Linked DNA regions of Homo sapiens: region 1 is linked to region 2. A link is a loop called in an ENCODE intact Hi-C map of the cell type or tissue named here. Cell type or tissue: IMR-90. All regions are shown on one strand. Links, peaks and the distances in the headings refer to the core of each region. The heading gives the core; the rest is flanking DNA.

What was found. Peaks named below come from ENCODE experiments on the same cell type or tissue, not always from the same donor. Only the 100,000 strongest peaks of a DNase experiment are listed, where the experiment ranks them.
Region 1: it touches region 2 in a loop (7-fold over the local background); 4 of 110 quality-filtered maps call a loop at or near these places.

The regions. Positions count from the first base shown.
Region 1 is chr5:168,572,594-168,585,151 of GRCh38, reverse strand. PANK3 (pantothenate kinase 3) reads left to right here and starts at 5,784. Exons shown (of 7, transcript NM_024594.4): 1 at 5,784-5,896. The coding sequence starts at 5,869. RefSeq lists silencers at 1,261-1,310, 5,507-5,836 and enhancers at 5,353-5,896, 5,987-6,056. In IMR-90, for the core only: no CTCF peak of the experiment used is centred there; a DNase peak (open chromatin) is centred at 5,381; H3K4me3 peaks cover 1,998 bases; H3K27ac peaks cover 945 bases.
Region 2 is chr5:168,264,201-168,276,758 of GRCh38, reverse strand. No RefSeq gene overlaps it. Among named protein-coding and RNA genes, the nearest start is that of WWC1, 21 kb to the left of the region's middle. In IMR-90, for the core only: a CTCF peak has its summit at 7,233 (motif pointing left); DNase peaks (open chromatin) are centred at 6,088 and 7,188; H3K4me3 peaks cover 284 bases.

The sequences.
Region 1 (12,558 bases), core at 3,368-8,367, 310 kb before region 2:
GAGATGAAAGAAATCTCTGGGCTGGGCACCATGGCTCATGCCAGGGTGAGCAAAACTCTGTCTCAAAAAAATAAAAATAAAAAAACCAGGCACAGTGGCTCATGCCTGTAATCCCAGCACTTTGGGAAGCCAAGGCAGGCAGATCACCTGAGGTTAGGAGTTTGAGACCAGCCTGGCCAGCAAGGTGAAACCCCGTCGCTACTAAAAATACAAAAATTAGGGAGGCGTGGTGGCAGGCAACTGCAGTCCCAGCTACGCAGGAGGCTGCAGCAGGAGAATCGCTTGAACCTGGGAGGCAGATATTAGGCCGGGCACAGTGGCTTACGCCAGTAATCCCAGTAATCCCAGCACTTTGGGAGGCTGAGGCGGGCGGATCACAAGGTCAGGAGATCGAGACCAGCCTGGCTAACACGGTGAAACCCCACCTCTACTAAGAATACAAAAAATTAGCCAGGCATGGTGGTGGGTGCCTGTAGTCCCAGCTACTGGGGAGGCTGAGGTAGGAGAATGGCGTGAACCCGAGAGGCGGAGCTTGCAGTGAGCACAGATCATGCCACTGCACTCCAGCCTGGGCGACACAGCGAGACTCCGTCTCAAAAAGAGAAAAAAAAAATCTCCAACAGTCATCTCATTTTGCAGATGGGTAATTTGAAGCCCAGAGAGAAAAAGGACTTTCCCAGGGTCACACAGCAATTGTATGGCTGATCTGAGACAGGAATTCTCACTATTCAAAGTTCAGTGATTTTCTGGCATAACAGACCAAAGAGTAGTCTCATCTTTGAACAAACAGCAAATAGATGGTTAACTCTAGTAATATCACAGGTGTATAGCCTAACTTTTAAGCTAAGTCATCCATGTGTACACTCATCTCTATGGCCACAGAAACTAGCAAGAGCCTGTGCCCAAAACTTACCCAAATTTCTGTGGCTTCTAATTTCTAGCTCTTCTTCCTTTCAGACCATGGCCAGACTATCACAAGACATACGTATCAATTCCCCTTTGACTTCCAAGCTGATACTGTCAAAGAGAACCAGAAACAACCAAAAGATATATGTTGTCAGAGAACTTGGTGTGCCCATAAGATTTATAAAAGCAGCAGGTAAATCATATTAGATAGTGAGTATTCTTTGAAGCCATGTCAGATCAGAAATCACGACTCTCATCCAATAAAACTGTGGAAAACAGGACCATTCTAGAATATCTAAGGTTCTGTGTGGGATAGAGTAATAACAGGAAATAAAAGAGGAAGTGCAGGTTAAGTCTACCATTCAGGATTCTAACTTGCCAAGTCATATTCCTGGTAGCTCAGAAAGATGTTTCTATAAAAAACAAAACAAAACAAAACAAATAAAGGCCAGGCAAGGTGGCTCATGCCTGTAACCCCAACACTTTGGGAGGTGAAGGTGGGAGGATGGCTTGAAGCCAAGAGTTTGAGACCAGCCTGGGCAACAAAGTGAGAACCCATCTCTACAAAAAATTAAAAAATAAAAAAATTAGCCGGGTGTTTTGGTCCATGCCTATGGTCCCAGCTACTCGGGAGGCTGAGGCAGGAGGATCCCTTGAGCCCAGGAGTTGGAGACTGCAGTGAGCAATGATCATGCCACTACACTTCAGTTTGGGTGACAGAGTGAGATCTCGCCACTACACTTCAGCTCAGGTGACAGAGTGAGACCTCGTCCCTAAAAAAAAATTTTCTAAACAACAAACATAAAATCTGGAATCAAAATAGTAAATCAAACATAAAATCTAGAATCAAAATCTGGTCTGATTGGTGCCATGTGGTTCCTTATCTTTTACCTAATTAGACCTATGGTCTGATCCCAAATAATGACCTTAGGCAAAATGTCTAAATACAAAAGCTTTCTTCCTTTACTTTACAATAAGAATAACAATCCAAGGCCACGGCAGGTGGATCACTTGAGGTCAGGAGTTCGAGACCAGCCTGGTCAACATGGCAAAACCCCATCTCTGCTAAAAATACAAAAATTAGCCAGGCGTGGTGGCACACGCTGGTAATCCCAGCTACTTGGGAGGCTGAGGCAGGAGAATCACTTGAACCCAGGAGGCAGAGGTTGCAGTGAGCCAGGATCACACCACTGTACTCCAGCCTGGGGTACAGAGTGAGACTCCATCTCAAAAAAAAAAAAAAAGAATAACAATCCAAATAATAAACATAATCATTACTTACTGATCACTACATATATGCCAGATAATATGTTACATACATCATAGTCCATGTTCTGTTGCTTTTTTTTTTTTTTTTTTTGAGATAGAGTCTTGCTCTATTGCCCAGGCTGGAGTGCAGTGGTGCGATCTCAGCTCACTGCAAGCTCCGCCTCCCAGGTTCACGCCATTCTCCTGCCTCAGCCTCCTGAGTAGCTGAGGCTACAGGTGCCCGCCACCATGCCCGGCTAATTTTTTTTGTATTTTTAGTAGAGACGAGGTTTCACCATGTTAGTTAGGATGGTCTCGATCTCCTGACCTCGTGATCCCCCCATCGCGGCCTCCCAAAGTGCTGGGATTACAGGCATGCGCCACTACACCCAGCCTTTTCTGCTGCTTTTAACAGAACACTTGAAACTGGGTATGCTATGTTGCTGGGGCTGGTCTGAAACTTCTGGGTTCCCAAAGTGATGGGATTACAGGCATGAGCCATCATGCCTGGTCTCACCATGTTGCCCAGGCTGGTCTCAAACTCCTGGGCTCAAGCAATCCACCTGTCTTTGACTCTTATGGTGCTAGGATTACAGGTATGAGCCACTGCACCTGGCCTCCGCCTCTTTTAATAAAGGTAAAAGATAAGGAACCACATGGCACCAATCAGACCAGATTTTGATTCTAGATTTTACGTTTGATTTACTATTACTCTTTTAATAAAGCCTCTTTTAATAAATCCATTAACTCCTTAAACCATCAATCCATGAATGAATTAATACACTCATGAGGGGAGAGTCCTCACGATCCATTCACCTCTTAAAAGCCCCACCTCTCAATACTGAATTCAGACCATGTTCGAATACAAACATTCAGACCGCCATGTTACCTTATTCGCATTTTTCACTTAATCCCCATCTCAAACCCGTGAAATGTAGGCATTATTATTTCCAACAAGAATCAGAGAGACGGCCAGGTACAGTGGCTCATGCCTGTAATCCCAAAACTTTGGGAGGCTGAGGCAGAGGATTGCTTGAAGCCAGCCAGCAGGTCAAGACCAACCTGGGCAGCAAAGTGAGACCCCATCTCTACAGAAAATAAAAAACTTAGCTGGACATGGTAACACATGCCTACAGTCCCAGCTACTCAGGAGGCTGAGACTACAGTGTAGCCACCGCCCCACCCACAGATTGCTCTTTGAGGTTACGGTGAGCTTTGCTCATGCCACTGCACTCCAACCTGGGAAACACAGTGGGACCGCATCTTAAAAAAAATTTTTTTTTTAAAGAATTAGAGAGATGAAGTAATTTGCCCATGTTTGTTAACAAGTGATAGAACCAATATTTGAATTTGTGTGAATTCTTCTTTAACTTTTAACATTTTTATTTTATTTTGGAGATGGGTCTCACTATGTCACCTAGCCTGGAGTACAGTTGTTACCAGAAAGGGATCCCGATCCAGATCCCAAGAGAAGGGTCTTGGATCTCTTCCAAGAAAGAATCTGGGGAGAATCCAGAATGTAAAATGAAAGCAAGTTTATTAAGAAAGTAAAGGAATAAAAGAATGGCTACTCCATAGGCAGAGCAGCAGCATGGGCTGCTCAGCTGCTTATACTTATTATTACTTCTTGATGATATGCTAAACAAGGGGTGGATTATTCACGAGTTTTCCAGGAAAGGGGCGGACAATTCCCAGAACTGAGGGTTCCTCCCCTTTACAGACCATATAGGATAACTTCCTGATGTTGCCATGGCTTTTGTAAACTGTCATGGCACTGGTGGGAGTGTCTTTTAGCATGCTAATGCATTATAATCAGCATATAATGAGCAGTGAAGACGACCAGAGGTTCCTTTCATTGCTATCTTGATTTTGGTGGGATTTGGCCAGCTTCTTTACTGCATGCTGTTTTATCAGCAAGGTCTTTGTGACCTGTATCTTGTGCCAACCTCCTATCTCACCCTGCAACTAAGAATGCCTTAAACTCCTGGGAATGCAGCCCAGTAGATCTCCGCCTTATTTCATCCAATCCCTATTCAAGATGGAGTCGCTCTGGTAAATGCCTCTGACACAGTTGCTATTCACAAACTCTATCACATACAGCCTCAAATTCCTGGGCCTCCCACCTTAGTCTCCCAAATAGCCGGGACTGCAGACACACACCACTGCGCCCAGCAAGTTTTTTTAGTTTTTAATCATTGTATTTCAAAAAGTAGTTGGGAGGATTAAATTTAAATTTTAAAAGTAAGGCACTTTGCAAAGTGTCAGCCCTTGGTATGTACTCAATAAATGGTAGCTTGTGTCCTCTCCTGTCCTTCTTCACATCCCTTGGCTTATCATCTGCAAGAAGGGGCAGTAAGGCTCTTTGGTAAGCGGGTTTCTTTGACTGGAATGCCCAATCCTCTACTGCCAACCCTCTATCCATCTATTGTAAAAACTACAGAATTCCTGGCCATCTAACTGGGCAACAAAAGTGAAGGCCAAGAGAAGATACCCAATGCCATCTTCTCCCATTCCAGCTGGAGGACTAAGACTCTAGGAGGCAAGGGGAAAGGGTGTCCTGGCTTTACTGTGAGAACTGGAGCAACTAAATTTTCTTCTCTGGGAGTCAGTTTTCCCTTTAGAAGGAGAGAGCTGGGCTGGAGGGCCCCAGGGGAATATGGATCGGTGGCAAAAAGAATGCTCAGCAAGCAATTTAACTCCTCAGACCGTGCCCCATCTTCAAAATGAGTGACAATAAAATGAATAATTGCACGTGGTCCACAAGGCCCCTGAATTTAAGTAAATCACACAAAGTGCTTAGCAGAGTCCCATGAACATAACGCGTTCCATAGATGTTACCTCTATTCCTGCTATTGTCATCATTCCGACCCTAACATTCAAGGTGTCTCTATTAAGCAAAAGGATTCCTTTGTGAATAATTTTAATCCGCCAATGTACTCAAGGGTCTATCTTAAGCACAGCTCTAGAGCCCTGATTGTAGCGCTTTCCATGGCCTGACGACCAGCTTTCCTGTCTCAAGGGGAAATCTGAGAATGGCCGAACAGCCATGACAGTCCTCTCGAAGAGTTCATTCCCCCTTCTCTCCGCGACCTGCTGAGGTCTGAGCCCGACTTCCCCAGCACGCCCATCTCAGTCACCATTGGTCGCCTCCTCGCTGGCGTGACTAAGACCCAGCCCTCTTCTCGCTGGGACCACTCTGAGGCGATCTGCGGAAGCTGAGGGGCCTCGGAGGAGGGGCCGCGATGCATCTCGGGCTTTGTAGTCCACCTGCACAACTACAGCCAGAGAGCGGGGCCTCACGAACCGGAGAACTACAATCCCCAGCAGCCGGGCGGAAGCGGAGCGAGGGGGGGCTCGCGTCACGTGGGCGTTCGGCCTGGGCGGGCTATTTCTCAGTGCGGCGGCGGCGGCGGTGGCGGCGGCTCCGGGGACCGGGGCCTTTTGTTTGGAGCGGCTGCGGGGGGGCCCCGGAGCGGCGAGGCCGGCGGCCTTCCCCAGCTTGCTCGGTCCCGGCCACCCCTCGCGGGGGTGGGGGGCCGCCCCCTGGGCCGGGCATCTCCTCAGGCGCCGCCGCCCCGCCCTAGGCCGGCCCCGCCCGGCCTGAGGGGAGGAACCGGCCGGGCCTCGCCGCGCGGCCCAGCCACCTCCGGAGTCGCCGCCTCTGCTCTCAGTGCCCCGGATCGGAGGCCGTCCATCGCCCCTCGGGCCGACGCCATGAAGATCAAAGATGCCAAGAAACCCTGTAAGACGGGGGCTGGGGCCCGCCAGGTTGGGAGGGCACCCTTGGGCCCCGTCTGAAAGCCCCTTGGCTGGGCGGTCGGCTTCCAAGCCCGTCGCTCCTCGCCGGCGCTTCGTCCGGTATGGGGGCGGAGGGACCATTTGAGCCACGAGTTCGAGGCTTCCGTCCTCCCCATCCCCCTATTCATGCATGGTGAATGCCTGCCGCCCCCTAGCCTTTCCTCCCACTTTCTCTTCGAGATCTGGGAGGTGCCAGAGGGAATTTCTGATTCTGATTTTTGTCAAACCAGACTAGTCTCCTCTCCCAGCTCCCCCTGAATTCAGGTTGAAAAGAGGCGGTCGCGGCTGTCAGGTTGCGCTGGCGGCTTTTAGCACCTGTTTTTAGGGATTTCCGGGCTTCCTGCTTGTGTCCTTGAAATGCCGGTGGGTTCCTGGGAGTTGTCACTGTTGTTACAGTTGGAGCTTTCAAACGTACGTGCATGCAGTCTGCCAGTGTGTAATTGCTTTGGCTTGTTTTTGTTTAGAATATCAACTAGTTCATGTTTGTTTTAGAAAACGCAGATAAACAAGAAAGATAAAGTCACCCGTATTCCCCGCACCCGGAGCGAACCGCTATTAATATTATGGTGAATACCCGTAGATATTTTTCTATGCATGTACTTAAATTCTGACTATGCTTTTAGAAAGGTCGACTTTCATTTGCTTCCTTTTATGTTTAGTCTTTTAAAAACCTTTTATTCCAGTAATTGACTTATTTAATCACCCAGCCATTGTGATTGTCACTCTTTTTAAGTATAGCCTCCCAGAAGGACTAGGAACGTGGGGATTCATGCTCATCTTAGAGTCGTATTGATACTTTTGCTGTTTTTACAGTGTTTCATGTGATCTCTTTAACTGTTAAGAAATCCACAACTATAAAACAGGGCGCTGACACCTTCCCTGCCCGCCTATCGGGGTTCCTGTAAAACTCACCTGAGAGGCAACAAGCCAAAACCCTGTGAAAACTACAAATTCCTATATAACTGTAAGGTAATTTGGTCTTAACTTCACAGGTGAGGAAATTGAACTTAGCCCCAGAGTAACTTTTCCAAGCATGTACCAACCATGTGCTATGTGGTTCATAACTCTAAGGGGACTGACTCATAATACAGTGTTCTTTCTCTTGCACCCATAGAGCATTGTCTAAGTACTTTATCTGGTAGTTTCATCTGTTAATTAAAATTTTTAAAAAATTATTTATAACTGAATAGATCCTGTCATAGTTGTTCAAGAAATCTATAAAATAGTGATGTGAAGGCTTAAATGAAAAGTAATATAGAGAGACTTTAAATTTTCATTTGCTGAATTAAACTAATGCATCTTGAACAGGTGCAGTAATTAGAACACTTGGACATTTTCCCTCACGCATACGTTTTCTCTGCTTCTCTTAGAATTTCCATTTGGTGAACAGTGTATGACCAACTCAAATTCTGACTCTTGTGGTGGTGATTATTTTCTTTTGTCATGATAGTGATTTGATTACTTAGATTTGAACAAACTAATAATCAGGTATGAGTACTACCTCCTTCAAAGGTGTTTTAGGAGAGATTATAAAGATTATTATGAGAAGTTTATAAAATAGGGCTAGGCACGGTGGGTCACACCTGAAATCCCAGCACTTTGAGAGGCCGAGGCGGGAGAATCGCTGGAGGCCAGGAGTTCGAGACCAACCTGGGCACCATAGTGAGACCTCATCTCTACAAATAAATAAATAAAAAGATTAGCCGGGCATGGTGGCACACGCCTGTAGTCCCAGCCAAAGACTTAAAAATACACATTAGGTTGAGAAATTAGAGAATACCCCCTGTTTTTCCCCAAATAAGTTGATTATTACAACATTGTGGTATGTTGTGAGACCATTAATCTTAAAATTGAATCATGCTGAAAATCTGGTCAGTTACTATGGTGTAGAAGCCTAACATTTTTATATGTAAAAGGTAACTTTACTGTCTGTTGTTTGTAGTAAAAGTAAGGAACATGACGTTTTGTGTGTGGGAAAGAAGGTATTTCAACCATGAACTGTCCCAGATAATAAAAAATAAGGCTGGACACGGTGGTTTACACCTGTAATCCCAGCACTTTGGGAGGCTGAGTGGGGCAGATCACGAGGTCAGGAGTTCGAGACCAGCCTGACCAACATGGTGAAACCCCATCTCTACTAAAAATAGGAAAATTAGCCGAGCATGGTGGCACGCGCCTGTAGTCCAAGCTGTTCGGGAGGCTTGAGGCAGGAGAATTGCTGGAACCCAGGAGGCGGAGGTTACAGGGAGCCGAGATCACGCCACTGCACTCCAGCCTGGGCAACAGAGCAACACTCCGTCTCAAATAATAATAATAATAATAATATTAATATTATTTTAACTTTAAATCACTCAGGTTAACAAAAGATATATTTGTTTTGTTTTTGAATACCTGTATGGGGTTTTTTTTGGCATAATTAAAACATTTATTGATCACATAGTGTGTGTATGGCATTTTCTTTATGTGCATTGCATCATTTAACTGCATACTAGAAGAAGCTGTATATTATATTGGCTAAACAAGTGACCTTGGCTTCACATTATTTACCTAAGTGTTAGAAAATATTTCTTCTAAATACATTACCAATATCTTAACAGGTTATAAACCCGAATGCATATATTAACCAGAAGATTTAAAAAGGAATTAGTTTCATCCTCTAAATTGTGTAACTGGAAGATTAGCATTTGAAATTATGTGTTAATTCAACGCCAGGGGAAGGAAGGAGAAAGTCAATCCTGTGTTACTCTCTTCCCTGCCTGCCATGATTTCTTAGGGTACAGATTTTTAAGATTGTGTTTGGGTTACCTGTATAGCATGTAACTGGATTAACAAGGTGATAGTAAAAGGTGATACATGTATTTAAGTGTGGTGTGATGTAGGTTTTGAGTTTGTGCTTTATTAACCCAAGTAGTAAGGTACTTGAAATTTTTGTTAAGACCAGAGAAAATGGTATAGCATATATTTGTAGTTTGTGTCTGTGTAATTTGATTGGCCTGTTGTAAACTCAGTTGTAATATGAGTCATCACTCCCAGTAGATAGTTGGGGTAGTAGTTTCTAATATAGCTCCCCTTAGAAATAACTAATTTACTAAAGAAAAAACCACTTACCTGAAGCTGTCCTAAGGAATCAGTACTGAGGGTCTGAAGATGATTATTTTCTTAAGTCTATTTCAGAACAAAACCCATTTTTGTTTGGAATGATTATTGAGAATAGTGAAATGTCTTATCCAGGAAGTTGAAGCGTTATCTAGAATATACCAGCATACATGCTAACTTTATAATTTTGTTCTTTTAAAATACCCTATGTTTCGAGCGTTTTTCATGTTGGTTTCCCTTTATGCCTAAAGAACAATTAAGTACTGATTTAGTTTAGTATCTCCCCCCTCCCCTATTTCTTTTTATTTTTTTTCTTTTGAGACGCGATCTCACACTGTCACCCAGGCTGGAGTGCAGTGGCACGATCTCAGCTCACTGCAACCTTGGCATGCCAGGCTCAAGCAATCCTCCCCCCTCAGCCTCCCCAGTAGCTAGAACTACAGGTGCTTGCCACTATGCCCAGCTAATTTTTTTGTTTTTGGCAGAGATGGGGTTTTGCCATGTTGCCCTTGCCAGGCTGGTCTTGAACTCCTTAGCTTAAGTGACCCTCCCGCTGGGATTACAGGCATGAGCCATGTTCCTGGCCAGGATCCCTTTAGTCTGAAATCTGCATGGTACCAGTAGCAATTAAATAGTTATGTTAGTGTTCTCTGCTTCCTTAGCAAACACTTAGTAGGATACTGAGTTTATCACACCTTGTTAGAAATTAACAGTCTGCTCTTGTGGCTAGATAGCTTCTGCTGTTTAGTATCTTAAAAGGTGATTGGACAAGAAGATTTCTCCTTTTGCATATATAATGCGTCTGGTAAGACATAGCACTTCATCCTTGTAGTAGTTTGAGATATTTTTGCTACATATGGGGAACTAATGTCAACTCTCATAAGACCACTTGAGACATAGAATAAGAGCTATTATTTTGTTAAAGGCATAATGAACAGGTCATGAGAGATTCTAATAATTCTCACAGTCTGGGACTGTATATTGACCATCATCAAAGTGCTTATATTTGTGTAATGTGTGTTTTGTTTTGCTTTTTAAATGTGTATTTTGGTTCTTTTTTTTCACCTTAGCAAGGAATGTTTTATTCTGAAAAAAAAAATGTTAAGGTTATATGCCGTAAGTAGGCTGCTTGTGCACTGATGACCTACTTTTCAAGGGTCTCTTGGCTAGAAGCAACAAAGCTATAAATATGTAGATACTTGCTTGATTTCCTAGGAAACTGGTATTTTTCTCTTTTTTTTTGAGATGGAGTCTCGCTTTTGTCGCCCAGGCTGGAGTGCAGTGGTATGATGTCAGCTCACTGCAACCTCTGCCTCCTGGGTTCAAGCAATTCTCCTGCCTTAGCCTCCCAAGTAGCTGGGATTACAGGCACACGCCACCAAGCCTGGCTAATTTTTGTATTTCTGGTAGAGACGAGGTTTCACCATGTTGCCCAGGCTTGTCCGAACTCCCGACCTCAGGTGATCCACCCACCTCGGCCTCCCATAGTGCTAGGATTACAGATGTGAGCTACCGCACCAGGCCAGGAAACGGGTGTTTTTCTTACCTCATGGAACTATTAGGTGGACCTGTGGTTGTACTTAATGTCTGTATATTTACTCATATTTTCACTGCAAATAAGTAAAGTTTGAGCTTCATGCCCTCCCCTTATTTTGGTGACATATATCAATCATAAGTATTTTGTAGATAATACTGGAAAATATATGTTGGTAATTAGACCACTTACTAAAAAAACAAACAACCCCATCAAAAAGTGGGCGAAGGACATGAACAGACACTTCTCAAAAGAAGACATTTATGCAGCCAAAAAACACATGAAAAAATGCTCACCATCACTGGCCATCAGAGAAATGCAAATCAAAACCACAATGAGATACCATCTCACACCAGTTAGAATGGCAATCATTAAAAAGTCAGGAAACAACAGGTGCTGGAGAGGATGTGGAGAAATAGGAACACTTTTACACTGTTGGTGGGACTGTAAACTAGTTCAACCATTGTGGAAGTCAGTGTGGCGATTCCTCAGGGATCTAGAACTAGAAATACCATTTGACCCAGCCATCCCATTACTGGGTGTATACCCAAAGGACTATAAATCATGCTGCTATAAAGACACATGCACACGTATGTTTATTGCAGCATTATTCACAGTAGCAAAGACTTGGAACCAACCCAAGTGTCCAACAATGATAGACTGGATTAAGAAAATGTAGCACATACACACCATGGAATACTATGCAGCCATAAAAAAGGATGAGTTCATGTCCTTTGTAGGGGCATGGATGAAATTGGAAATCATCATTCTCAGTAAACTATCGCAAGAACAAAAAACCAAACACCGCATATTCTCACTCATAGGTGGGAATTGAACAATGAGAACACATGGACACAGGAAGGGGAACATCACACTCTGGGGACTGTTGTGGGGTGGGGGGAGGGGGGAGGGATAGCATTGGGAGATATACCTAATGCTAGATGACGAGTTGGTGCAGCGTACCAGGATGGCACATGTATACATATGTAACTAACCTGCACATTGTGCACATGTACCCTAAAACTTAAAGTATAATAATAATTTTTAAAAAAAGATTTAAACAAAGGAGTGTATCATAATTGAGAATTTATGTCTCTTCTGTTTGTGCTGCCTTCTTTGTGCCTTTTTTTTTTTTTTTTTTTTTTTTTTTTTTGCCTTGCTGAGGTTCTGCATCTCGTGCTTTTTAATAGTGATTATTTTTCTGGCATAAAGAAATTAATTTCTGAAGTCTATTGAATTGAAAGGATTTCAGTGTAAAAGGTGGCCATTACCAGCCACCAACTTTTCTTTTTTCTTAATTGAAGTTATAGCAGGGCTGAGTTCTCTTTCAGTCCCTGCTTTGTTGATTTTAAGGAGAAAATTGTTATAACTGATATATGCTAGAAATAATAGAAGGAGCCTGCAATTTTCTGGTTTGCATATTATGGTTCCTATGAAGTCATCATCTGCAGGATAGCTCTCTAGTTTACCTTTCTTTAAAAACAGCACTCAAGGAACGAACACATTTCTAGTAGGCTAGATTTGGACCTTGTGCCTTCTGTTTAGTTTCTCAATTCATCCAAAACCGTATCCAGGCCATCACCAATCATTCTATACAACAAATGCTCCTTCTAACAACCCCACAATATCACCCCTTACCACAAAATCTTTCTTCAGTTGAATCTCTCCCACACTAGGTTCCCACGCCACCCCTAATCCCACTCGAAGCAGCCCTGAGAAACACCGCCCATTATCTCTCCATACCACCCCCAAAGTTTTTTGCTGCTCCAACACTTCACCACTATTTTGTTTTGAGTTTCTTATTAATATAAGAAGACAGGAACATCAGGCCTCTGAGCCCAAGCTAAGCCATCATATCCCCTGTGACTTGCACATATACATCCAGATGGCCTGAAGCAACTGAAGATCCTCAAAAGAAGTGAAAATAGCCTTAACTGATGACATACCACCATTGTGATTTGTTTCTCCCCCACCCT
Region 2 (12,558 bases), core at 4,575-9,574:
CACCATGTTGGCGGGCTGGTCTCAAACTCCTGACCTCAGATGATCTGCCTGCCTCGGCCTCCCGAAGTGCTGGGATTACAGGTATGTTGCGCTCAGCCAACAAGCGGGTTTTATTCTTTTGTCTCCCTCCCCTTGCTGTAGCCTGGAACACAAACACCAGCTCTCTCTCTCACACACACACACATTCACACACACACACACACACACACACACACACTTCCTTGTGTTTCTCCCCAGACTCCCTGCACCCCCGTCATAGATTGCTTGACATCCCTTTTCCCCAGCAAAACACACTGTGTTGCACCTGTTCTGAGGAAGCATCCTGCACTAGCTGTCTGCAGGTGCCCAGCCTATTACAACTCGCACCCCCACCCCTCCACCATTGCAGAGAATGACATGGTGTGGGGCTGGGGAGGGCGTTAGGTCTCCTGGGCAGGGGGTCTCTGCAGCACGTCATTTTCCCTTCTTACAGGAGTGGGGTAGAGGGTGTCTTTGTCGGGTTTCCCAGGAGACAGACTTCGAGCTGGAGAGTTGCATGCAGGATGTTTTTTAGAGACAGCAGGAACAATGCTTGGGAGGGAAAGAGTGAGGGGTGCAGGGATGGGCAGATGGAGACATTGAGCTGTGATGATGTAGTGATAGTGGCCTCAGCCGATCCCATGGTGAGCTCTGGAGCTGGGACAACTCTTCAGAGATGCCGCAAGCAGCCAGGCCTTTGCCTGACTGCTTTAGTGGAAGACTGACCTTTAGTGGAAGAGGTGATGCTGAAGAATCAGTCTCAGCCCTTGGAGTCAGCTCCTAGTCACAGTCAAATCCTAGCCTCGACACTCTGCTGCTGTGTGGACCAGGCATTGGACATAGGCTTTTTCTGGGGAGGGGGTGTGACTGTGCCCCAGGCAGTTCCCTTGCGGAGGGTGGTGTGTGGTGTCAGCATTTGGTATTATTGGGTAGTGGGGAGCTGAGCAGCCCAGGTGTGAAGAAGGGAATCTGCATCCCCAGTGTGTCCCAAACAGGCTGCTGTGACCTGGCCTGACACCCCGGCAGAGTGGAAGAATGCAGAAAACGTTCTCATGCTGCTTCTCCCACAGTTTTTGTGGTTTTTTTTGGCTTTTGTCTGATTATGTTTTTCATGATACCAGGCCTGAGTCCTTTTTTATTTTTTATTTTTTATTTTTTTTGAGACGGAGTCTCGCTCTGTCACCCAGGCTGGAGTGCAGTGGCATGATCTCGGCTCACTGCAACCTCTGCCTCCCAGGTTCAAGTGATTCTCCTGCCTCAACCTCCCAAGTAGCTGGGATTACAGGTGCCTGCCACCATGCCCAGCTAATTTTTGTAATTTTTTTTAGTAGAGATGGGGTTTCACCATGCTGGCCAGGCTGGTTTCGAGCTCCTGACCTCAAGTGATCCAACTGCCTCGGCCTCCCAAAGTGCTAGGATTACAGGCGTGAGCCCCCGCGCCCATCCAGGCCTGAGTTCTTGAGCCTCGGGTGTCAAAGTGCCCATATTTCTGAGGTCAACAGAGAACACTTTAACCCATGGCCATCCTTTCTCTTCTCTTCTCCCAACGGCTCTTTGACATTTTTATTCTCTTTTGTATCTGCCCCCAACTCTGCCAGTCTCATAGAAATTTCCCAATTTTCCTGGTGTAAATGCTTCCACTTGGCTGATTTCATGCTACCAGTGTGATGTCACCGAACATGGGGCTGGGAAGAGGCACAAATATCTGTCTTGTGGGTGGGTTCCAGCACACCCCTGAGTGCAGGTGGGTTTGAACCCCAGGAGAGGGATTCTGGGGTGAGGACTGGAAGCAGCCAGTAGGGCTTGTGGAGTCCCTGGCAGGGATGGGCTTGCCTTCCTCCCTAGGTTCTCAGGGCCTGCACCTGTCTGGGTATTGAATGGCTTCAACTGTGTTTCCATCCTCTTGCCCCCCAATGCTTTTTTGTCCATGGGATGTGCCTCTGGAAGTGAATCTCATTTATATTGACCCAGCTCTTCCCCTCTGTCAGGTTCACTAGAGGTGAATGCAAGGGTTTAGAGAGGTGAGGTTGCAGAGGGAAAAGGTGCCTTCCCAGCAAGGATTCTGCCCTTGGGATATAGCAAGCCTTTGGAAGAGCCCAGCTTGTCTGTCCTGCAGAACTCTTTGAGATGATGCAATAGGATGTCATTTCTGCTCTCCTCCAGTTAGCACAGAGCTGACATTTGGGAATGTGCCCCTTTATGTGTGTGATTTACCCCTGGTTCTCCTCTAATTGCCATGACCACCACAAGCAGTGGGTAGCTTCCCTTCTCCGCATGTTGCTAATGAGAAAACTGGGTCATAGGATTGTTTAAGATTTGTCTAAGACTTGTAGCAAGTACATGGTAGAGCAGGGTTCAAACTCAAATCATTGATTCTAAAGCTTATGCTAAAAACCATTTCACCATATATCCCCTCAGGAATATAGACTGGCATGTGTCCTGTCTTAGGAGGTTAAAAAAAATGAATGATTAAAGTGGTCCTTCAGTTGTACTTTTGTCTTATACATATAATGCTATGGCTTGAATGTGTCCCCCATAAGTTCAGGTATTAGAAACTTAATGGTCGTTATAATGGTATTAAGAAGTGGGACCTTTAAGAGGTGATTAGGCCAGGAGGACTCTGCACTCATGAATGGATTGATGCCATTATTGCAGGAGTGAGCTCCTGGTAAAAGGATAAGTTTGGCCTCCTTTTTCTCTGTCTCTTATGATGGGCATAGGTGCCATGTGATACCTTCCACCACAGGATGACCCTCACCAGATGCCAGTGCCATGCTCTTGGACTTCCCAGCTTCTAGAACCACGACCCAAATAAACATCCTTTCTACATAAATTATCCAGTCTGTGGTATTTTGCTATAATAGCAGAAGATAGACTGTGACACAGTAAATGTCACATGCTGAGTATTATTCTACCTGATCCTCCTGTCTCTACTTGGTACAGAGAAACACAGGTGTGAATATGAGAATGAGTAAGAAACCTCCACTCAGTACTTGCCGAGGTATTTTCTGCAGCTTCTGCACACACATCTTTGCTCTGCATGTTCCATTGTTCCAACATTTCCACTAATTACACATCATGCATCACCCACCCCCGCACCACCAACCTGCCCCCAGTATGTGTCTCTAGTCCTCACACTCTGTGTTACACCTTCAGTTACACCTGGTGTCTTTGCACCTGCATGCTTCCTCACACCTGATGCCTTTACACCTATGAGCATCTCCTTGAAGCCTGTGCTATACATTACCCTTGATATTTGCAATGTGTTACACACACACACACATGTTCTTCCTCTCCCTGGCAGATTTGTGCTACTGAGAAGAATACCACCTCCTCCAAGCAGCCTGTTGAAGCCTCACCAGTTGGGGACTGATAGATATCAACTCCTATTCTCTCTAGAAATGCTATTGAGCTCCATGACTGCATCCCTGGCACCTGTCCAGAAAATATCATTTGGGCACTATCAATTACCATCAAGTTGCTGTTTCAAGGGGCTCTGTGATGGCTGGCACAGGAACAGGACAGGAAGGAGGAAATAAAGTGTTACCCTGTCATCTCAGGGCCTGGCATCCCTCCCCCAGGCACCAAGGGAGGGTGCTTGGAAGTCCCCAGGCTCCTCTCACTTGTCATTTTCTCATGTGGATCACTCTATGCTCCTCATTATAGCATACTCACAGGGCCATTCCCTACTGCACACAGCCCATCGCTCCTGTCTTAGGATTATCAGCATCTCTGCCTTCCTCCAAGCAGTGGCAGCTCCTCAGGAGGTCTGTGGGGTGCAGAAGGGACTGGGGTGTTGGGGCAGTCAATTCACTTTTTCACACTCAGCTCATGAAGTCAACTGAGGTAGTTGAAGAGGAGAAGAATCGGGGTAGAGACCTCAGAGAAGAAGAAGAGGATTGGGGTAGAGACCTCAGCCTGTAGTTCTAGAACCCTTGGCTTGGGGAGTGTCACTTGGATGAACATAGGAAGTATCAATAAATGTCTCCTTAGGGAGAAGAGGCTCCTTCCTTAGGAATGCTGGGATCTTGGGTGAGGAGAAATGAGGGAGAAGTGGGTGGGGAGAGAATGCATTAGAGCAGTGGCTCGCTACTGGGGTCCATTTTACCTTTCACGAGGACATTTGGCAATGTCTGAGAGGCTGTCACGAATAGGCAGGGGTGGGGCGTGAGGTGGGTAGAGGCCAGGGATTCTGTTAAACATCTTCTATGCACTGGATGGCTTCCCACAACAAAGCCATCTGGCCCAAATGTCAATGGTGCCGCAATTGAGAAACCTGGTACTAGGCACATAGGATGGTCCCATGGGCAGAACCACCTCTGCAGAAAGTGAAGGGAAGTCATGCTCCCCATGTGTGGAGTGAGGGAGTGGGGATCCAGAGTGAAGGAGCAGCAGACTTCTAGCCCCGCACAGACCAGACCATTCTTCCCAGGGGACAGGCTCTCCAGGCTGGTGTTGCTTGGTGGCTTCCCACATTCCCAGAAGAAGGGAAAGGCCATGGTATCCTCAGGGCGGGTAGCTGAGAAACCCTGCGGAGCCGGGTGACTTTTGGCTGTTCAGATTCAATCTAGATCCTCCCAATGCACTATTTGTGCACCCATCCAAGTGCTTTCCACCAAATCCCCATCAAAGCGGAGCTAACTGCCCTTCCCCAGTGTCCTTGCCATACCATAGCAACTTCTCTTCCCAGCACTTCCACATTATTATTATTTTTTGAGACAGAGTTTCGCTCTTGTTGCCCAGGCTGGAGTGCAATGGTGCGATCTCGGCTCACCACAACCTCTGCCTCCTGGGTTCAAGTGATTCTCCTGCCTCAGCCTCCCGAGTAGCTAGGATTACAGGCATGTGCCACCATGCCCGGCTAATTTTGTATTTTTAGTAGAGACGGAGTTTCTCCATGTTGGTCAGGCTGGTCTCGAACTCCCGACCTCAGGTGATCCACCCACCTTGGCCTCCCAAAGTGCTGGGATTACAGGAGTGAGCCACTGCGCCCAGCCACTTCCACATTATTATTATTGTTATTATATTATTTTGAGATGGAGTCTTCCTCTGTTGCCCAGGCTGGAGTGCAGTGGCACAATCTCAGCTCACTGCAACCTCCTCCTCCCAGGTTTAAGTGATTCTCCTGCCTCAGTCCCCAGAGTAGTTGGGGTTACAGGTCCCTACCACCGCACCCGGCTAATTTTTTTTTGTATTTTTAGTAGAGACGGGGTTTAACCATGTTGGCCATAGTTGGCCAGGCTGGTCTCGAACTCCTGACCCAAAGTGATCCGCCCACCTCGGCCTCCCAAAGTGCTGGGATTAAGGCGTGAGCCACCGCGCCCAGCCCACTTCCACATTATATTGCGTATTCGCTTCTTGGTGTTTCCCATTAGACTCCTCCTGGATGGCTGCGTTTCATTCATCCCTCTGTCCCCAGCACCTGGTTTGTCCATTGAGCACCTACGGCATGTCAGGCACTATTTGTGGACAGAATGGACAGATACCCTCATGATTTCAGTAGATGTTGGCAATTAACACGTTTTCGTCTAGGCAGTTATTTTCCTTGTAAGAGCCACTCCTTTCCCGCTCTTTATGGCCCCGGAAAGGCTGATGGGGTTTGGGCAAATTCATGGTCTTCTGTTGATAGAGGGAGGGTCTCTTTGACATTCCCATGGGTGCTGCAAGGATATAGGTTTGGGCCTGTTGGCAACCATCTTTCCTACATATGGAATAAATCACTGTGAAGATAAGGCCACATCCCAAGGGCAGTGGCATTGAGAGGTGGAGCAAAGACAGTACCTTGTGAGCATCTTTGCGCCCTTGGATCTGACCAAATTTGAAGCCAGTCCTGCCTTTGGATATTCTGGTTTTTGCTTTGTGTTAGGGTTCTGTCACTTACCCCTGCACCTCTCCTGATTAATACAGAGATGCTGCTTGGGGGCAGAAGCCAGCTTGTGTTCACTTTCTCCATCTTCATTGCAGCATTCTACGTAATAGATGTTTCCTAAATGTTCACTGGTTGACTAATAGCTAGTGGGGCAGATTCCTTCTGGCCAAAGGCTCTAGCCTGAGAACAAAATCTATATGTATGTGGCCGAGATAAGACCAAGATAAGGGATTGTTGAGGGAGTGGCCTGGGAATGGAAACAGCCAGAGAGCTGACTGAGAACCGAAGATTCCCAGCCACCTGGGAGGGGCCTGTTCCTGATCTGTGGTGTGTCCTCTCTAAGGCTCAATTTTCACACTGTTTCACAGAGTGGCTGGGAAGTTCAAATAACAGCAATTAATTTGGATAGAAGCGTTTTATGAATGCATGAGTGTAAGGACATCCCTTTTACTGCCCCTGGAATTGGGCTCAGTTCAGGGACACTGATCATCTCTGGAAGAGTGGCTACTGGGTAGACTGTCCCTAAGAGGGTATAGGCTTTGCTTCTTCTGTCCTCTCTTCCCTGGAGCCTTCTAGAAGAGCAAGTCCCCAGGGCTTTACGCAGCTCTTGAAGTGGGAGGATGGGGTGGGTGGAGCTCCTTACTCTTGAACAGGTCAAGCTTCAGGCTGGGATCACACTTCAGCTCTCACTGAAGGCTGAGAATAAGAAAAGTTAGTTGCCAATCAGTAGACATCCCCTTGAGGGAGGCTGAGTGTTTACAACAGCAACCCTGCCAGATGGCAGTATCATCTCCACTACACAGGGGAGGAAACCCAGGCTTCGGAGGTTAGATAAGAAGCCCAGGCTTAGCTAGAAAGGTGTGGTTGGGAGTGAAAGTGAAGGATTTTTTTTGTTTGTTTTGCTTTTTTTTTTAATCTAAAGACGATAACCCCCAAATTCCACAATTTTCCTTTAATAATAGCTTACCATTTAATATGCATTTGTTAAATGCTGGGCCCTTGCCAAGGACTTTACATATATTGTTTTTATTAGGCTTTCCAAATAATCCCATACAGCAGTTATTTTTATCCCTATTTTACAAATGGGAAAGGTGAGGCTCAGGAAGTCCAGGTGGAAATGTACTCAGTGGGCAAATGGTGGAGGCAGGCTCGCAGTCCAGTCTGGCTGGTCCCAGGACTGGTCTTCTTTGGAATCTTTTTCCTGGAACCGATTCCACGGGCCTCTTTCAGGAGTCCAGGGCTCTCCTCGCAGTCTCTGGCTGCTCGGCGACTTCCCTAAATCCCTTTGAGGCGCCGGGCCCACCTCCAAGCAGATTTCATGGGAAAGGCTGCCACCTCGTGGCCAGATGGCAAACCCAACATTTGCCGGGAGGAGGCGAGGGCTGGTGAGGGAGGGGCTTTGTGGAGCAGCTGGTGCAGCCTTGCTTTCCGAGGGCGGCGTGCAGCCACAGTGCCCGCTGCGGGTGCTGGGGAATGGCGCCTTACAGGCTGCCCACCTGCCTCCTCAGGGTGGAAGGCGGGGCTTGGGTGTGAGCGTGCTGAATCAGAACTTTCCTGGAAAGTCGCCACTTGGTGTGGTCAGAGGATCACTGAAGTAAGTAAGTAATCAGAATATCCCTTCTCCCTAATTGTTTCACCTGGCTGGTCGTGGAGGAGGGAGAGGCGAAGGAGAAGGAATGGTGCATGCACTGGAGAGAGGATCCTTGGCCGGGATCTGTTCTCGGTGTTCCACCCCGTATAGACCCTGTCCCCAACTCTGGGCAAGTTACAGAACCTCGTCCTCATTTCCCAAATCTGAGCCGGTTTGAGGAGCGCTCCCTCTGTTCTGACCGCCCCAGCCTTCCTTCAAGCCCTCATCCAGACTGTTGCAGATTCTCCCGGGCTCTGGGCCTTCTGCCACTCTTCTCTCTCCACTTTGCAAACCCAAAGATTCCCTAATCGTGTTTCTCCCTATGTACAAGAGTCACACTGATGTCCCTCATGACCTGGCAGGAGAATACCCAGCTTCTTAGCCTGACTGTTATTCCTGCCTCCTTCCCTCCAACAAACCTCATCTCTGGCTGTGCCCTTCCCGCTGAGCTCCAATCCCCTGCTCCTCATTTCGGGCTGCAGGTGAAACTCACCTACCCACGATCAGACCTTTCTTCCAGAGGTCCTGATCTAATTGGCCTGGGACCCGTGTCTAGCGCGCTCGCCGGTGGTTCTAATCCTTAGCACCTGCCCCGGCCTCTCTGAACTTCTCACCTGTCTCTTTGCATATTTCTTCTCCTTCCTGCTACCCCCTCCTGCCTTGTCTGTCTTGCATTCTCTTACTTGCCAGTGCCCAGCTCAAATGCTTGTGGAGGCTGGGCACGGTGGCTCATGTCTGTAATCCCAGCACTTTGGGAGGCTGAGGCAGGTGGATCACCTGAGGTCAAGAGTTCGAGACCAGCCTGGCCAGCATGGTGAAACCCCATCTCTACTAAAAATACAAAAATTAGCCGGGCGTGGTGGTGGGCATCTGTAATCTTAGCTACTTGTGAGGCTGAGGCAGGAGAATCACTTGAACCTGGGAGGTGGAGGTTGCAGTGAGCCGAGATTGCACCATCGCACTCCAGCCTGGGCAACAGAGCAAGACTCTGTCTCAAAAAAAAAAAAAAAAAAAAAAACAACAAAACTTGTGGAGAGAACTCATACTCCTGTCCTCTGGACATCATGTGTTTGCTCATCACTTGTGTGCCAGCCCTGAGCCTACTGTGCTGTAGTGATTGATTGGCTTGTGAGTTTGTCTCACACTTTAGACCATGTTTTATTTATCTTTGTCTTCCCAGCTTCTGACAGTGCCAGGGACAAAATTGTGCTTGGTGACTCTGAAAGTAGAATGCCTGAACAGATGTCCCTTGTTCACATGGCTAGTCTTCACATGGCTGAGACCCTCCACTTTCCAGATGTCACCCTTTCTGAAAAGCCCTTGAAGCCATGAAGAAGGTCCACACACTGAAAGTACTTGTTCAAGTTACCCAGGCCCAGGAGAGGGGAGAAGCTGAGATTGCTCTTGAGGACATGAGATTTGAGGGAAGATCTTTCTCCATCTTCCCAGCTCCCGCATACAAATCTCTCCCCCTGTGAAAATTGTTATGCTTCAATTTCTACTCTTAGAAAAATCAGTGTTTGGAAGAAAGTTTCTAAAATAATAAAAATGAGGTTGGGCACGGTGACTCACGCCTGTAATCCCAGCACTTTGGGAGACCAAGGTGGGCAGATCACTTGAGGTTACGGGTTCGAGACCAGCCTGGCCAACATGGTGAAACCTTGTCTCTACTAAAATTACAAAAAATTAGCCGGGCATGGGGGCAGGCTCCTGTGGTCCCAGCTACTTGGGAGGCTGAGGCAGGAGAATTGCTTGAAACCATGAGGTGGAGGTTGCAGTGAGCCGAGACTACGCCATTGCACTCCAGCCTGGGGAATAAGAGTGAGATTCCGTTTCAAAAAAACAACAAAAAAAGAACATTTATTGAGTACCACATATCCATGATACAGGCAATATCTCATTTAATCATCAAAGCAGCCATCCTCATCCCTGACCAATGATGGACTATTATATAAGTGAGAAGCTTTTCTTCTGCTAACTTGAGTTTATCTCTTAACACAGCGTATGATATTTACCTTAATTAGCACATGTGACCTTCCCAAGTTTCCATGTTCGTTTAGTGAGTGGTAGAGTCAGGACTGGTTCCTAGGTGGTCTGACTTCAGAGTGCATGATCTTCACTAACCCATAGGCTGTACCGCCTTTCCAGAATTCTTTTTTTTTTTTTTTTTTTTCGAGATGGAGTCTCGCTGTGTCGCCCAGGCTGGAGTGCAGTGGCGCGAACTCGGCTGACTGCAAGCTCTGCCTCCTGGGTTCACGCCATTCTGCCACCTCAGCCTCCCGAGTAGCTGGGACTACAGGCCTCCGCCACCACGCCCGGCTAATTTTTTGTATTTTTAGTAGAGATGAGGTTTCACCATGTTAGCCAGGATGGTCTCGATCTCCTGACCTTGTTATCTGCCCGCCTCGGCCTCCCAAAGTGCTGGAATTACAGGCATGAGCCACTGCGCCCGGCCCGCCTTTCCAGAATTCTGTATCAGTCTGTCCTGGTCATGCAAGGACTGGCCCATGGAAAGGCGGGAAAGGATTTCTGCCCCGAGCCTGTTTCCTTCTCCCTTAATATGTGTTTGTGTAGTGTGTTATAAGAGCCTGGCCTAGGTGTAGCAGAAAACCCATGGATAATTGAAAGATGGTTAAACCAAAAGAGGAGAGTTTCAGGCCTGGGTGGCATTCTGGTGACATGTGGTTCCCTTTGTGACACACTATTTGCCCACCCTTTGGGTCTATCACCCTTTGGGTCTACCCAAGAGGCTGGATGGGGCAGAGAAGCCACAGGCCGAGTGAGATCCCCCGGCTTCTGGCCTGGTGTGAACTCCCTGTCCTGGTGGGCACTGCTGGCTGCATCTACTGCAGGAGGATAAAACACAGTGGCCAGTCCGCACGAAGCTCCCACCAAACCAAGATTTGAGCGGTCCTCATGACCCACTGGAAGCTGTTCTGTGAGATTTCTCCAAGTACTCCTGACACCAGCCAGATTAAACAAGGCAGGCAGCAGCTGGGCCCAAGCAACTCAAAGACAGAGAAGCTGTCTGTCTCCTGCTTCCCATCCTCCTCCTGAAGGGAAACAGCCCAAACTCATGGCCCTGGGGAGATGCGGCTGTTCACATGTCCTTCCAGAGGGAAGTGCTCTGGGCCATTTTCATTGCCTGCTTGCTTTACTAAGTCATCACTGGCTCTGCTAGTGACGCTAGGAGGGCTTGTGAAGTCCGGTACCTGGGTTCAAGCAGGCCAGCCCTGCTTCTCTCTTTCTTTCCTTCCACCTGTGGGTGATGGGACCACAGGAGGCCTTAGACTTCCTGGAGAGGGTTTGGAATTGGCCACAGCTGGGCTGGAATCTGATCCCACCACTTACCCGCTGGGTGATGGTGGCCTCAGATTTCTCACCTCCAAAGTGAAAGATACTAGGAGCTCATCCGGGGCATGCATCCAGTCAATTTTTTAAAAACTAGCTTTAGCTTAGGTTGATGGCTTTCTTGGCCTCCTCCTTCATCTCACCTAGGTGACCACATTGGCTTCCCCTCCCTGTCCTCCACACTGCAGCCACAGCACTTTTTATGAAATCAAAACTCACAACTTTATTGCTTTGCACATAAAAAAAAAAATCGAACCTCTAACTGTGTCTTGTGAACCCTGCCATCCTCTCCTGTGCTCGGGCCTAACCACCCACCTTCTGTGTCCTTCTTTTTTTTTTTTTTTGACACGGAGTTTTGCTCTTGTTGCCCAGGCTGGAGTACAGTGGCACGATCTTGGCTACCTGCAACCTTCGCCTCCCAGGTTCAAGCAATTCTCCTGCCTCAGCCTCCCGATTAGCTGGGATTATAGGCATGTGCCACCATGCCCGGCTAATTTTTGTATTTTTAGTAGAGATGGGGTTTTGCCATGTTGGCCAGGCTAGTCTTGAACTCCTGAACTCAAGTGGTCCGCCCGCCTTGGCATCCCAAAGTGCTGGGATTACAGGCATGAGCCACCACCCCCAGCCCATTTTCACTTCTTGATGCCATGCTTTTCCTACTGTCTGTCCACTCCTGCCCATAGTTTCATGAGGCAAGGGCCCATGGGTGTCTACTCACCTCTCTTACCCAGAACTTAGCCCAGAACTTCCCCCTGGCACGAGGGAAGCTCTCAAGAAAATGTCATTGAATGAATGAAACGTGAGGACGAACTAAAATATTGCATGCAGAGCCCTTAGCACTATGCTGGGCACCAAGTAAGCACCAATAAATGTTAGCAATTAATGATAGTATTATTCTAACTTTAGGAGTGATGTAAAACAAAAGTTATCCAAACCAGCAGTGCTTTTCTTATTGGGTTGTCCCAAATAGGCAAGATTTGGGGTAAGTTGATGTAGTCTGGAAAGAAATATGAAAGCACACACACACACACATGCGCGTGCACGCGTCTCCCGGTGTAGTGAATGCTCCCCTTTAATTTCTGCCAGCATCTCTCAGAACTAGAATGTGGTTGCAGGGAGGAGCCTGAATGTCCCAGGAAGGCTAGAGGGATCTGTCCATGCTTGGGGAGGCTCTGAGGGTCCTCACTGCCCACCCACACCACATGCAGACTGTCCACCTCTGCTCCATGCAGAGAAAAGGCTGCAGATGCAGGCAGAGTTAGCTCTAGAATTGGGGAGCACTAAGATACCTCTAACAAAAGCTCCTCCAGGCAGGGCACCGTGGCTCACGCCTGTAATCCCAGCACTTTGGGAGATTGAGGCAGGTGGATCACCTGAGGTCGGGAGTTCGAGACCAGCCTGGCCAACATGGTGAAACCCTGGCTCTACTAAAAATACAAAAATTAGCCAGGTGTGGTGGTGCACCTGTAATCCCAGCTACTCGGGAGGCTGAGGCAGGAGAATTGCTTGAACCCAGGAGGTGGAGGTTGCAGTGAGCCGAGATCATGCCATTGCACTCCAGCCTGGGCAACAGAGTGAGACTCTGTCTCACAAAAAAAAAAAAAAGAAAAGAAAAAAGCTCCCCCAGGTGTTCAAAATACCAGCTCAGCCTCCACACGTTTGGGCAGCTCCTCTTTTTCTCCAGTAACGC